Linked DNA regions of Mus musculus: region 1 is linked to region 2. Evidence: chromatin loops called from intact Hi-C (ENCODE). Cell type or tissue: left cerebral cortex. All regions are shown on one strand.

Region 1 (8,000 bases), 57 kb after region 2:
CCCGGCTGCCATAGGGTTAGGGGTAGGCACAAGGCCACATGTACCAAAAACCTCAGGAGAAGTGCAAACCCTGAAGTGCCTACATACCAGTCAGCTTGGCAAAACTAAAACACCTGAGATGGCTGAAAGCAATCACCCATGTTCAATATGAACGTGATCATCAGCCATTAACAAATTCTGTTTCAGGACATGCCCCGAAGCATCAGCAGACATATTACATATGAAGTCAATATGAATATTTCCCTCCCCAACTTTGGAAAAAGAACAAAAACAGAAACGGAAGCAAAAACCAACTCAAACACACCCATATGTTCTGTACTGTGAAACCTGTGCTGGGTGGCCTCCCTATTGCTGCAGTTCCACATAGTTGGCCTGGAAAAGCCCATTTCTGTGCTTGCACACCTCAAATCACCAGATATCTCCAATCATTTCTACGTTGGTGATGATGTCATCAGGGTCAAAAGAGATCACACCACTACCCTCAGCCTGGTAGTCATATAGGGCGACGGCTGTGATGCCCAGGTCCCTCTCATACCCATTGTTGGTGTCATTGTTTCCTTGGTAGTACACAGGAGCCTCCGTGGTCTTGTTCACAGCTCTAATGTGTAGACTATGCCTTGCTGTCTCCTCAGCCCCAGGAACATCTGCCGCCATGCTGTACTTAGGTTCAGGCTCACTACCCTAGTAGCTTGGATCTTTCTTGAATGGAGTTGCATCCTCATAGATGGGACTGGAGGGTGGTCTGTCTTCAGCTGTCTGAGGATTAGAGGATGCAGGGGGAGTCTGTTTCTTGTCTCTGGCTTGTTCTTCCAGCTTCCTTCACACTTCTTCCTGCTCCTGATTTTCTTTGGTAATATGCTGAACTCTCTCAGTTTCTGCCTTCTCCCTGCCCTCCTGTTCTCTTCCCTTTGCCAGGTTTTCAAAGCACGAATATCAGTGGTTTTGCAGGTTACAGCCTCAATTGGGACAGTCTGATAGGCAGATGGCACCTGGACCACTTCTTCAAAGGTGGGTGAGTTCTTGTCCATCGATCCTTCTGTACCCCGTACTTCCCTCCAAATCCTTTGGCATAGTTGTTTTGAGATTCATGCAGCTGCCGCTTCTCCTGATTATCCCAGCCAAGGGCACACTTGTCCTGTCTGTCTGTCTGTCTGGACACCACACTTTCTTCCAAAAATTTTACATATCTTTTTGATATTCGTGCTGATCTGTTTTGCCTTGATAATCAAAGCCCACAGTGCTTTTATCCACATTGTCCTTCTCAATCCAATATTTGCCACCAAAAACTTTGGAGTAATCTTTATGTGACTCATGCTTCTCCATCTTGTTCTGGGAGTCAAAGACCATAGCACTCTTGTCTACACGGTCAGCTTGCACACCTTAAAGCCACTAGAGTAGTCTTTCTGGTAGGCATTCTTCTCTGTCTTCCCCTGGTATTCAAAGCCTACAGTAGACCGATCCACCCTGTCCATCTGGACACCAGACTTGCCTCTGAAGCCCCAGACTGAGTCCACTTGTGGGCAATGCTTGGAAAAGGTTTCACTGGTACTCAAGGCCTACAGGTGATCTGTCTATCCTATCCTGCTCCATACTGAACTTCCCACCATATCCGTGAAAAGGCTTAGGTCCCATTTCCAGTTCCTTCTCCTACAGCTTCTGGTGATCTTGGAAGACATTCTCTCAAAGCTTGTGAATGTTGTTGTGTTCCTGGTGACTAATACCTGCACTGTTTTGGCACACCATCTCTGTTCTTTCTCACTTGCATCATTTACAAAATCAGAGTCAGTCTCTCAGTCATCTGCTCTCCCTTCATCCTGTGTGATGGACACAGCATGGCCTGCAGAGGCTTTCCACATCTTTCTCTATTGCTGGGAAAAGCAGCTCAGAGTCTGTCCATATGCAAGAAATCCAAAGTGGAATGTGAGAGCATCTGCAATGATCAATGATTACTGCATCAACAGAGTCCACCAGGCTTCCATCACCCCAAGTCACTCTTTTGATTGACTTTCATGTCAATCAATTTCTTTACAGATCTAACTACCAAGATTTTCTGATATCTCTCCCATGTTCATCATCAATTTTAAGCCTAGTTGTCATTTCATTCTTACCCTGACTAATCTCTATCTCCTTCACAATGGTTGCCTGTAACTGTAAAACTCTTCCCATTCAACTCTTCATGTAAACTCACACTAAGTTCATCATATCTTTACTCCAAGTGGGGATATACTCTGCAAACCACTATGGCTATAACTGCCCATGTGTTGTTTCTACATTCATGTTCACATGTTTCTTTCACACACAATTTGTGCCCCTCTCCACTAAAATGTAAATGTAATTCTACATTGAACATGGCAGAAATCTAAATAAGCTACAACTCATATACTGGTGCCATTATTTGTTGTTTAAAGAGAAGCACATCATGTACTTTCTCTCTGGTCTGATACAGAGAGAACCACTGGTCTGTAACGAGTCATTAACTTGACTGGTCCTGAGGCTGTGCCCAGTCTTTGGTGATTTGCCTGTACCCAGAGCACAGCCCAATTCCTGGAGGGACTTCTTCATATTCAGGTGACACCCTGTGCTAGAATCAGGCTCACACAGGTCACACACAGACATGACAGCTCCCACTCAGCTTCTGGGGCTACTGCTGCTCTGGATTATAGGTAATGAAGACATTACTGAAACATTTTTCATAAGAATGTGGTCAGTGCAGCCTGGTCTCCACAACAGTTCTCTTCTAGCAGGATTAATTGTAATGGGATATATTTTTAATTTTAAAATCTTAGGTACCAGATGTGACATTAGGATGATCCAGACACCAGCCTCCCTTTCTGGATCTCTGGGAGAAAGTGTTACCATCACATGCCAGGCAAGCCAGGACATTGGCAAAAGTTTATTATGGTATCAGCAGAAGACTGGAAATCCCCCTAAGATTCTGATCTATACTACATCCAACTTGGCAGATGGGATTTCATCAAGGGTCAGTGGCAGTGGATCAGGTACACAGTTTTTTCTCAAGTTCAGCAGCCTGAAGCCTGAAGATACTGCAACCTATTACTGTTGTCAGGGTTACTGGTTATTCCCACAGAGATTCAAACCATGACATAAACCACCCAGGGAAACAGAAGTGAGAGACCAGGCTGCCCCAATTGCTCCTTCCAGGGTATTCAGCTGATAAGAATGTTTCTCTTTGCAGGATGTAAATTGGCCTTTCAGTAAAATGGACTCCAGATTCTTAATTTTTTTAAAAAAAATCTGTACATCATATCAATTTCTATGTAATTTATATTTAATTAAGAGAAATGCTTTCACAGGGCAGAAGAGAGGCTCAGATACTCTGGGATTAGTGTTACAGACAGTTCCTAGCAGTCTGGCATGTGCTTGGAAAGCAAACTCTGTTTCTCTGCAAAAGAAGGCAGCACTCTTAATTGCTAAACCAGGTCAAGGTGCCAATTTGCATAGGGATCAGATAAAATTTTATGTCCTCAAAATCTGTCATTTTTCTCTAGACCTTGGATTTAAAATATTGTAAGGTTTCTGTTGAGTCATCTAAAAAAAAATTGTGTAGCAGAGTTTTAGCCATAGCTAGGATTCATACAAAAGGGATCTCAGCATGCACACGTGTGAGTGCAGGCACACGTGCATGCACACACACACACACACACACACACACACACACACACACACACACACACATACCAGCCTGGACTCATCTTTGAATAAAGTAATTTTGTAACTATAGCATTAAAATCCTGAGAAACCAGACTGGAGAAATGGCAGAGAGAGAGAGAGAGAGAGAGAGAGAGAGAGAGAGAGAGAGAGAGAGAGAGAGAGAGAGAGAGAGAATTTTCAATTCTTTAAGCAAGACATCAAGAACCTGAGAGCCACATTTACAAACACACCACAGGCAAAATGAGTGAGGGCATTGCTTAGAAGTAAACAAGAAACAGGACAGAACAATATTTTCTGATGCTTGAAATATGATAAAAATATAAAACAAATACCCAGTTTGAGTTTGGGGAGGATGCACAGGAGTAATTTGTTACCATTAAAATTATACCATTAGATTGAGCAAGTGAGGTACAGAGAAGAGAGGGCATGGTCCTATATAGTGTAGCTCTTCAATCTAAATGTATCTCTCCTTCCAGCTTATGAGCTTTGGGCCTTTCTTTTGGAAAAGAATGACTATATAGATAGAGCTCTGCATCTACATCATTTCTAGCTCTTCTTCTTCCCAATCCAACAACTCCTATATTTTTCCACTAATTCCTATCAAATTAATAATCATTCTTTTATTATTAATGTTACACACAGGCACATGCATTTTATATAGCATCTGGTTAGTCAGTTAAATATGAACAATATATATTCATACTATAGTAAGGGCTTCCTTCTTGAAAAAGATTTATTTTCTCCTTTGCCAGCATTAATTGCCTATAGCTCTTCAAATAGGAGAATGGACCTGTGAGATTTAGATCATCTACACTGTCCTGTCAACTGGTGTTTTCATTGTGAAGGTTTGTTTAGGCAAAGAAAAATAACAGTTAAAACAGGTTAGAGAATGAGGGTTTAAGCTGTATTTGAATGAGTATATAAGGAACTTCTAAGGAAAACCCCATCTTTCTCCTTTATAAAATATCTAGCCAATAATATATTTTAAAGAGAAAATGTGAGTTTATTGTCACGTGTTGAACAAAAGAATAAAAAAGGCTAAATATTAGGGGATATGAAAGAACTAAATACAGGTAATGGGAATGAGTTATGAAAAAATATGAATTTTTTCTATTTCTAATTTTTTTTAATATTTTATATTTTTTGTGGTAGAATAGTCTGCACAAATAAACTCAATACTAAAAGTATAAAGCTGACAATTGTCTGGCTTTGTGCTTGCCCTGCCTTCCCGAGGAGCCTTCTGGGAGCCCAACAGGATCCTGCTTCCCCTTGGAGGCATTCAGGGGCCCAAAGAACAACCAGCTCAGAACTTCTCCCCCAAATATCTTGCCAATTGGGTTTACCTAGGACAAAACCATCAGAGAAGTGTAGTTTGCTGCACCCTGATCTCCACTGTCTCACACACAAATCTTCCTGCCTTCCTGGGGAGTCCTACTCACTCCAGCATCATTCATCCAATCAAAACCAATGACAATGAGAAGGCTAGAAGACAGCAGATCACAGTCAACAAGAAATAGGGAAATATGGTACCACCAGATTTCAACTTTTTTGCTATAGCAAGCCCTCGATATCCTAAAACAACTAAAGCACAAAAGGATGACTTTAAATCTAATCTTCTAACAATGATTGAGGCCATTAAAAATGAAATGAATAAATTCTTCAAAGAAACACAGGAATTTGCAATTTAACATGTGAAAGAAATGAATAAAACCTTTTAGGATCTGAAAACAGAAATAAAAGCAATAAAGAAAACATAATCTGAGGCAATCCTAGAGATGTAAAAGCTGGGAAAGAGAGCAGAAACTACAGACACAAACATTATTAACAGAATATTAGAACTGGAAGACAGAATCTCAGGTGTAAAAGATCAGATAGAAGAAACTGATACACTGGTCAAAGAAAATGCAGTATCTAAAAGGTTCATAACACAAAATACCCAGGAAATTTAGGACACCATGAAAAGAGAGAACCTAACAATAATTGGAATGGAAAAAAGAAAAAATTCCAAACTTTTTGGAAGTGCAGAGGCGAGCATGGAACACAGAGATTCCTATGATCAAGAACCAATCTCTGACACTATTAAGGATATGCTGTTAGGCAGGCATACAGGCACCTAGTATAACTGTCCTTAGAGGATCTACACAGCAGCTAAATAAAACAGATGCAGCAACACACAGGCAAACATTAGATTGAACTCAAGAAGTTGTGTGGGAGACTTGGGGGAAAGACTGAGAAACCTTGAAGGGATAAGGACTCCACAAGAAGACCAACAGAATCAAATAACCTGGACACTTGGAGACTCCCAGAGACTAAACCACTAAACAAAGAGCATACAAGGGCTGGAACTAGGCTCTATGAATATATGTAGCAGATATATAGCTTTGCCTTTATGTGGATCCCCCAAAAACTAGATTGGGGGTTTACCCTGACTCTTTTGCCTGCCTATGGTTCTTGCTCCCTTAACTGGGTTGTCTTGTCTGGCATCAGAGGGAGAGGACGTACCTAGACCTGAAGTGACTTGAGGTGTCTGGGACAGTTTGTGAATTGGGGAGATGGGCACCTCCTTTTCAGAAGTGAAAGGGAGAGGGTATTGGGCAAAGGGCCTTGTGAGGGGGATCTAGAAGAATGTGCTGACACTAGGATGTAAAGTGAATAAATAAATTAATATGAATTAAATAAATAGATAAAACCCAACGTGGAGCCTCACTGTTTCTTTTCCAAATATCTAGTCTAATTTTAAAAGTTTATTGAGATCAATAAACTTTCTGTTTGACTAATTTTTGTGCAACTTTTATAATAAAGTTAGCTAAAATATTTATCTGAAAATTACTTTTTATGGGGAAATTGTAGGTAAAGAAAGATATAAATTTCCAAATCATAACAATTATGATAACTGTAGCTAATGAGAATTATCTTTTCAACAGAAGTATTTAATCTGGTGAGAAATATTTGCTATCATATTACAATATATCACAGTAAGAGTTTTTCCGTGAAAGCAGTTATATTCTCATTTTATCCACAATCAGTCTACTTATTAACTTCTCAAAAGATGTGTGGGTAGTTAATGAAGTTGCTCATTTCTGATTTGCTCTATGTCTTTACAAAGTTTCTCTTTTATTGTTCAGAAGTTTGGTGGGGTTATTTCAGAATTTGCATATACAGACTATAAATATTACATATTCCCCCAAGAATCAACATTCATAAAAATTCTTAATGGTGGTGACAGTTGACTTTTTATTGCCAATACTCAGGAAATAATTTGGATTTCCCAAGGACATTTGAACAACAGGGATAGATGGTCTATATCTTCTTGGCAGTGATCTGTAAGTGAAAAATAATGCTACAGAATGTTTCAAATAATACTATCCATGATTTAAAAAACTTGTAATTAAATTTATAGGTGTGTGTGAGAGAGATAGACATGGAAAAGTAGTGGACATCTATTTCCACCAGAGATTCTAGCCAATCCCTCAGTCATGATCCCATTATATGCATAATCCTGCCCCAAATTACATGATTACTAGAATATATATAAGTTGATGGAACACATCATCTAAGTTGAGTGGAGACATTTCATTGATGTAGTTTCCTTTGGGTAATCCATGGTGCAACAAATTAATACACTAAGGGGTGCACAAACCTAAATTTGGATGAAAACCTTTACTTGAGTTATTAATGCTATTTACTAATAACAGGTAGATATGTGCATTTGCACAGGCAAAATAGCCAAGAAAGACTACAAAGCAACACAGAGCAAGAAAACTCAACATCAGGTGAGTTTTCTATCTATTGTGACTATCTGTAAACTTGATGGAATTATTATTAGTGGTGTTCTGTGTGGCCTCTGACCTTGTCCATAGATGAATGCTTTTTTGTGCTTGCATGAACATTCAATGATGCTTCTTACTCAGAATCTTATTTTTTTATTTTTAATGTTTAAAATTTATAGTAGGCATTATGTAAAGTTATTTTCATGAAAATATATATTGACACATCCCACACTCATCTCATCTATAAAAATAAGAGTTCCGGGATGGCTTAAATGAGATTAGCCATAGGAATGTGAGTGAGGAGTTTTCTTGAGTAGTGATTGATGTAAGATGATGCCTGTGGGCAGTGTCATCCTGGGGTGGGTTGTCCTATACTATATAAGATAATTAGCTGAAAGTGAACCTGTGAGCAAGCTAGCAATTATCATTCATCTTCATTTCCTTTGAGCTTTTTTTGCTGTGTAATAGTTCCTGGCCTGACTTTCTCTCTATATGACCTTGAAGCCTAAACATTTGGGTTAGAAAGCCTTGTACTCGAGAGTAGAAGCAGGGAGTCCT
Region 2 (8,000 bases):
CCTTTCCAGTTCCAGAGTACTGAGCCAAATTCTTTTCTGCTCATGCTAGCTTAACCTGATATAATGCCAAAAACAATAGTAAGTGATAAGTCACCACCAAGAGAAAGTCTCAATTCTAAATATCTATGACCCAAATGAAAGGGCACCCACATGTATAAAAGAAAATTTATGAAAGGTCAAAACACACATTGAACCCCACACAATAATAGTGGGAGATTCAACACCCTAGTCTCGACAAGCAACAGTTCATTGAAACAGAATCTAAATGGAGACACAATGAAGCTAATAGAGGTTATGAATAAGATGGACTTAACATATCTATAAAATACTTCACCCTAAAACAAAAGAATATATATTCTTCTCATAGCCTTATGGTACCTTCTCTGAAACTGACCATATAATCAGTCACAGAATAAGCTGCAATAGATTTAATAAGATTGAAATAATTCCAAGCTTCCTATCAGATCACCACAGACAATCTCTAGACTTCAATAACAAGAAAAAAAAAGGGAAAATCTACATACCCATGGAAACCATACAACTTTCTTCTCAATGATAACATGTTCAGGAAAACAATAAGGAAATAAATTAAAGACTTCCTGAAATTCAATGAAAATAATGACTCAGCATATCCATATTTATGGAACATAATAAAAGCAGTGCTAAGAGGAAAATTCATAGAATTAAGTGCCCCCATAATACATTGGAAAGATCCTACCATAACGACACCACATCTAAAAGCCCTAGAAGAAAAATAGACAAACACAACCAAGAGGAGAAGACTACAAGAAATAGTCAAACTCAGGACTGAAATCAAACAAATAGAAACAAAAAGAACAAAATAAAGAATCACCAAGACCAAAAACTGATTCTTTGTGAAAATCAACAAAATAGATAAACACTTAGCCTAGCCAAATGAAATAATGGGCACAGACAGAGTATACAAATTAACAAAAGAAGAAATCAATCACAGCATGCAAATGGAGGAAGGGATCTTGGTGGGAGGGGAGAGGAGAGTGGAAAAGGGGAACATGATCAGGTTGAGAGGGGGTGGCAGAGAAAAGCCCTGATGGCCAGCAGAATCAATGAAAAATACTGCAACTTCATAGCATAGGGGATGGGAAGGCCCTCCAGGAAGTATCAGACACCTGGGAGATGAGAGACTCTCAAGACTCAAAGGGAGGGATCTTACATGAAATGACCAATAATGGTGAGAGGGAACTAATAGTGTCCACTTCCAGTAGAAAGACAGGACATCAAGTGGAGGGATGGAGTACCATCCCACAGTCAAATATTCTGAAAGAAAATTGTTTCTGTCTGAAAGAACTCCAGGGACCACAATGGACAAAAGATTGAGGTTAAGGAGGTCCAGTGCCTGGTTCAACTTGGGATCCCAAAGGGGAGCCTCCAAGGCCTGACACTATTCCTGATTCTATGGTGTGCATACAGACATGAACCTAGCAAGGCTGTCCTCTAGAAGCAAAATAAGCTCATGACTGAGACAGATGCAGCTTGATTGAATCAACCATTGGACTGAAGATTGATAACCCTGTGTTTGAATGGAGAAATACTAGAAGAAGCTGAAGACGAGGGAGACCCCATAGGACAACCAGCAGTCTCAACTTACCTGGATCCCTGAAATCTCTGAGACACTGAGGAACCAAGCAGGCAGCATACATGAGCTGCTCTGAGGCCTTCATATGCAGCAGAGGACTGCGTGGTATGTCATCAGTGGGAGAAGAGTCTAACCCTTTAGAGACTTGAGACCTCAGAAAGTAGGGAGGAGAGGTGTCTCAGGGGGTGGGGACATCCTCTTGGAAACGAGGGGGTGGGGGAAGAGGAATAGGATGAGGAACTCTGGGAGGTCAAATTGGAAGGGGGCAACAATTAGACTGTAAAAATAAAAGTAATAATAATAAACAAAAACCAAACTATCTGTGAAACCTTATAACTCTGGTGCTATTAGAGAGGGAAAAGATTGGTGGGAATTCAAGAGTGCCAGCTCAGCTCTATATACAGTGAGAGAACCTGTCTCAGGGGAATATGGCAGAGCTTATAGACTGAGACATCCTTCTGTGGAGGGATATACCACCAAAGTTGAGTAGGATGTGGAGAGAACTATAGGACACACACACTTATACTTGGTGTAGACCACAGAAAGTAAGGATGGCTGCATTTCCCTTTGAGAATGTCAGGTGACCTCTTTCAGACATCGTATATCTAAATATTTCCAGCAACTTAGAGATAAATAGTAATGGTCTCTTAGTGTCAGATCTGGACTTCTGCCTTCAGAAGCACTACCGTCTAGCAGCATTCCTTGGGAAATCCAAGTTGTAGTTTGCATCTGCAAGCTTGACTCAAATGATCTAATTGGCAAGATTCCAATCTGTCCTCTGACCCTTAATTGTTCTCAAGCTACAGTCATGGCTGTGAGTCTATGTGGGGGAAACTGTTCTCTTCTATCCTCCTGCATCTTACCCTCACACTGGGTGCATCATTTTCTGTCCATCATCCTGAAATGTTGGCTTAACTCAGGTGTGGGATGGATATGCCTGCTGGAGCACAGAGTATTGAAGAATGGAACTTCTTTCACCATGAAGACAGTAATTGGTCCAGTCTTCTCAGATGCATAGGGTGAAAGACCATGGAACTTAGTTCACAGTAAATGCATTCACTGTGGTCAACCATGTTGTACTAACCACACAGACTAATTCAGGTACTGGCTGTGACAGTTCATTTTATTATTTACTTGGTTCACTGTGGAATAAATTATAGGCATGCATCTCAGTGAATCTGTGAGGATATACTAAGAAAGGATCCATGGGAAAGGAAAGACCTTCTCACAAAGAGGATATCTGCACAGTTGTAACAAGGGCCAGTGCAAAGCACTGCTTATTACAAACATGCCCTTGGTTCTTGCTGGTGTCTGCCTTTCACTGTAACTGCTGCTGTAATTCCTTGTTTCCCTCATGACTGAGCTCCTTCTACTCATGAGCAAGGTGGAAGAGACATGCTATTCTCTGTTCTGCTTTGGAAAACTCTACTTTCTAACCTTCAACTTGCTCTCCAAATGGGGAGCAGGTATTGAGGAGTAACTCTGAAGTGTGGTATGTGCCAGGTCCCATCGTTTGAGAAGGGCTTAGCTAGGGGCATGATAAGGGACACAACAAAGTGGATCTTCTTACAGATAGAAAGATACACGTTTCCTCAATGAAAGAATAAATAAATTCCATGGAAGTGGGAGTTGGCATCTGGATGAAAGCATGGACTGACTGACACTTTAGAGGAAGAGTCTTACTTCTCCTGATAAATTATTGTCTACAACTTAGATGATCAACTTATGTTTTTTCCAGTTCTTCCAGTGAGCCACAAGGAGAATGAAGGAGAGCTGAATGATGCAGGGTCTAATATTGGCTGGCAGTGTAGCTCACACAGGGTTAATCAGTGCCTGAGAAGACCACATAAAAAGTGTCAGGAGAACAAACCCAGAAAAACAAAAGTGCAAACATCTGATTCAAGAATGATCCCAACATATCTACATGTTGGTTATCCTTTTGAGTCGAATTGGCTATGGAATGGCATTCAGATACCTGGAAAAAGATATATAATAGCAAAGTAGCAATCCCTTCTTACTAGCATTGATGTCATTAGTTGAAGACATGACTCTTCCTAAGTCTGAGAGTAAATTTCTTCTGGCTCTTTGTTTTGCCCAGCTTTGCAGTGGTATGACAAAATGCCTGAGAATTTCATGTGTTTTGCAAATTGTATCTTGTATCTTGAGTATTCTAAGTCTCTGGGCTAATATTCACTTATCAGTGACTGTACTTATCAGTACATTTTGGTTTCTTCATATTTCTTTGCTCACTTTTTTTCATGTAGAATGTGTTAAGAAAATTGATGTACTAAATATGGAGGTTGACAATATTTTGTTTAAAGAAATCCATATTATTTGAATTGTTTATCCATAATTTGCCCCATTACATAGCAGACAAATCCTCAATCTTCCATTTGAAAATCCTAAAGGTAACATGAAAATACAGATCTAAAGTAACTACAGTAGATACAGTAATTACAGTAACTCCTGTATGCAAGATGTAAGTCTCACCAGACCTACTGACAACCATCACATTTGTTGACTAATTTCACAGAAAATATAGTGTAAAACTTTCACAGTTTTACCAGCCATTTTTGTTCTGGTTAAAATGACAAATTTCCAAAAAAGTAAGCAAATTTGAAAACACTAGCTGAATGCAGAAATGATAATCAGGATACTTAAGGTGTAGACCTAAAACATGTTAATGGGCTACTCCCTTAGACCCTATCATAAATTATAGGGTGCTACATGGAAAAAGAGAAACATCAAGAATGTCATTGTGGACTCCTCCCTATTGGGTCAAAGTAATACTGAATCAGAAACAGAAAAACCTCACTCAGAATAATGGAGGAGAGCAAAGATAACAACCATGGAAGCAACAGTTTTAACCTAGTCCTGTGAATATCTGCTCAGCTGTGTATGAAGTTTCACACTGTCTATTCAATCTACTTCCCCACCTACTACCATATTCAATATAATTTGTATGGATCCCATTATCACCTCAGCCTCTCTGATGATATATAATGTATGTCATCAAACTGAGTATGAAGCTGGATAGTACTTAAGGCCATGGTGATGTCTTTCCAAGCTCAACTACTCAGAATTCTCCTCCTCCAGATCTCTAGTATGGTTTCTTTCTTCCATAGCATTAATATTGTACATTCTATCTAAATATGGTATATTTTATGTGTCTTTCATACTTTTCTTCTATGAACAGATTCTACAGCAGAACATAGTGCCACACAGCCTCAATAATTTTTACCCATGGCTGAGGGAAAATGTCCCTGTCACTTGCCGAACAAACACAGATATGAACTCTTAGCAGAAGAAGCCAGGGGATGCTCCATAGCTCATTATTTTAGAATGCAATACTCTTCTTTCTGGATTCCTGCCCCAGTTCATCAGCTGTAGCTATGGAGCATATTTTACCATGACAGCTTATGGCATGCAGTTGGAAGATGCTGTCTGAAAATACTATTCAATTTTAATAATCAGATACTTCTAAACAACCATTGGCTGGACATACATTTTTGTTATTGTCTGTAATTATTAAATTTAGACATTATAAACTTTAATATCTTACACATTGTCTTTAAGTCTTAGCCTTTATATGTCTTAAATAACTTATTCAAATGTTCATAACTTGCAAAACTTTCTAATTTGTAAATTTTTTTCTAGAAATGTCTACCCATCTGAATATTCATGCATAAAAATTTGGTTATTACTAAAACAACTGTGATATTAACATCCTTCTAAAATTTTTCATAGTAAAATCTTTCATAGTACTATGGAATATGCAAACATTAAGAACTGAATTTACTACTTACTATGAGAATGTTCTCCCTTTATTTGGAGACTAAATAATATATATCCACTTTTTACATGGTTTGTTTTATCTCCATGAAAAACCAAAGTTCAAATTTATTAAAGTTCTCCCTGTGCTATCAATGAGCTTATTGGGCTTACTTGCAGATAATTGGTATGGAGTTGCTGATGAGATTGTAGGTGACCCAGAAGCAGTCACACCTAAAAGATTGTGCTGTTTATGAAGGGATACTGACATTTAAGATGTTCTGTACAAAACATTTTATGGCAGAATAGTCAAAAGTATGTTGTTTTATAATTTAGAAGATAGGACAAAAGCAATTCATATATATATATATATATATATATATATATATATGTATATATATATATATGTGTGTGTGTGTATTTGTATGTGTATATGTATATTCATACACACAATATATATATACCTGGCTAAACTTTGTATGTTTTTTTAAGAGGCTATAGTGATAAAAATCCTTAAAATTATTAAAATATTTGTATTTATTTATATATTCAATACAAAATAATTTCATTTAAAGATACTGATGTAAATTATTTATGTATAAAGGAAGTGAAATTTAAATAGGAAAAACCTGTATCCATTATGCACAATCACATGTCAATGTTACTTTATACCTTCAAACAACAGGAACCATGTTGCAGAACGAAAATTCATATAATGATAAAAAGGGATCACAATCTTACCAGAATTGTAGATGTATGTGTCTCTTGTCATGAAAAGAATATTTAAGTATTTTGAACTTAAAGACTCATACGAATTGTTCTAAGGAAAGATTCAAGACCATTAGCCATTGTTAGATATTGTAGCCTAACCTCAGGGACTACCAGTTATTATGTACTTGTGTGGTAGGGCATAAATATCCGAAAAATAGGTTGCAAGTATTGTCAGAACAATAAACCATGAAAAGAGAAAGAGTTGATATAGATCCTAGCCCTAGAGACCTTTTACAAATAAAAATTTTAAATTATTTACTTTAAGACCAGAATCATGATCAATTAATTGCTAGCATACATTGAGTAGAAAATAATTTTTTATTAAGACATCGTTATGTATCCTTCTTCACTGTTTTACTTTCACTTCTGTTAGTATATGAGCTTCACTACTATGTTAATGTCACAATTGTCGAACACATAAAATGAAACAAAACGAAACAACAAGGCAAAAATAACCCTCAAAATTCAAGGACTACATGAGGTCATACTTTACCACTATGGAGAATCTCACTTGTCAGTATAAAAAGAAAACTTTTTTTTAATGTATGTGAGTACACTTTCACTATGTTCAGACACACCAGAGAAAGGCATCAGATACCATTAGAGATGATTGTGAGCCTAAGAGTAGACATGGAGGGATTCATGGCTCCAACCGAATATAAAGCTGAGGATGGACTTTTCTGGCATCAGTGGGAGTAGAGGCCCTTGGTCCAGTGAAGGCTTGTTGCCCCAGTGTAGGCCAGGACAGTGAGGTGAGAGTGGGTGGGTGCGGGCATCTTCATAGAAGCAGAGGGAGGGGAGATGGGAGAGATGGTTTCCAGAGGGGAAACTGTGAAATGGGATAAGATTTGAAATGTAAACACATAAAATATCCAATTAAAAAAAAGTGGGAGTGGGTAGGTGGGGGAGTGGGGGGGGGAGCATGTGGGGGAATTTTGGGATAACATTGGAAATGTAAATGAAATAAATACCCAATTTTAAAAAAAAAGGTTTTCTGGAATTTACACCAAACAGTGATCTTCACGAGTTCCTACGAAAAGGCTGATCTACTTCAAAAGAATTTAGCGTGACTGGGAATGGGCCTCCCCTCTTCTTTATAAAGTGTGTTTGACGACATTAAATTTGAACCTTGATCAGAAAAGAAAAGAAAAGAAAAGAAAAGAAAACAAAACAAAACAAAAAACAAAAACAAAAACAAAAACAAAAAAACTTACACATCAAATTGTATAACTGATAATTTTCTCTGTAGCCAAGTATGAATAATTTTAGCCTAGGAAACATATTTATGTTAGCTTTAAACCTATGTTCGTACCTAATAACAGTCTAATGAACATTTTCTAAGAATAAAACAAAGAAAGTCATGAACTGAATCACTTTTCAATTCATTAGTTGAAATAATAATAGGAACATTAAATTAAGTGGGGAAGTCACTACTGTAGGCTTCAGACTCTGTGGGAAATAAAATAGGGTATCAGGGGAAGGCGGGGGAGGAAAGGCCCACACTCCAGCAGAGTTCCACCTATTCTCTGGTCTATCAGGCATTGGAGGGCTGCTAACTAACTTCCACTCATCCCTGGGTAGACATCCAAGCCCCTGACCCACTCTTCAATGGGTGGTGAGGGGCAGCCCTACCTGGGAACCCAAGAGCTACTTTGCTAAAGCCACCAGAGTTATAGGAGAGAGTGATGAGGGAAGAGGTTCCCAACACTGACCAGAGTGAGTGTGCAGTGGATCTTGATGGAGCAAAGACTCTCTATGGTTTTAGAGCTTTATTGTAGAAAGGTAGGGGGAAAAAGAGAAGAGAAGAGAAGAGAAGAGAAGAGAAGAGAAGAGAAGAGAAGAG

What was found. Hi-C counts contacts between places; a loop is a spot of excess contacts. Peaks named below come from ENCODE experiments on the same cell type or tissue, not always from the same donor. Only the 100,000 strongest peaks of a DNase experiment are listed, where the experiment ranks them.
Region 1: it touches region 2 in a loop (13-fold over the local background); 5 of 42 quality-filtered maps call a loop at or near these places.

The regions. Positions count from the first base shown.
Region 1 is chr6:68,387,216-68,395,215 of GRCm38, forward strand. It overlaps Igk and the pseudogene Gm5310. Among named protein-coding and RNA genes, the nearest start is that of Gm25833, 140 kb to the right of the region's middle. In left cerebral cortex, no CTCF peak of the experiment used is centred here; no DNase peak of the experiment used is centred here.
Region 2 is chr6:68,330,270-68,338,269 of GRCm38, forward strand. It overlaps Igk. Among named protein-coding and RNA genes, the nearest start is that of Gm25833, 200 kb to the right of the region's middle. In left cerebral cortex, no CTCF peak of the experiment used is centred here; a DNase peak (open chromatin) is centred at 4,983.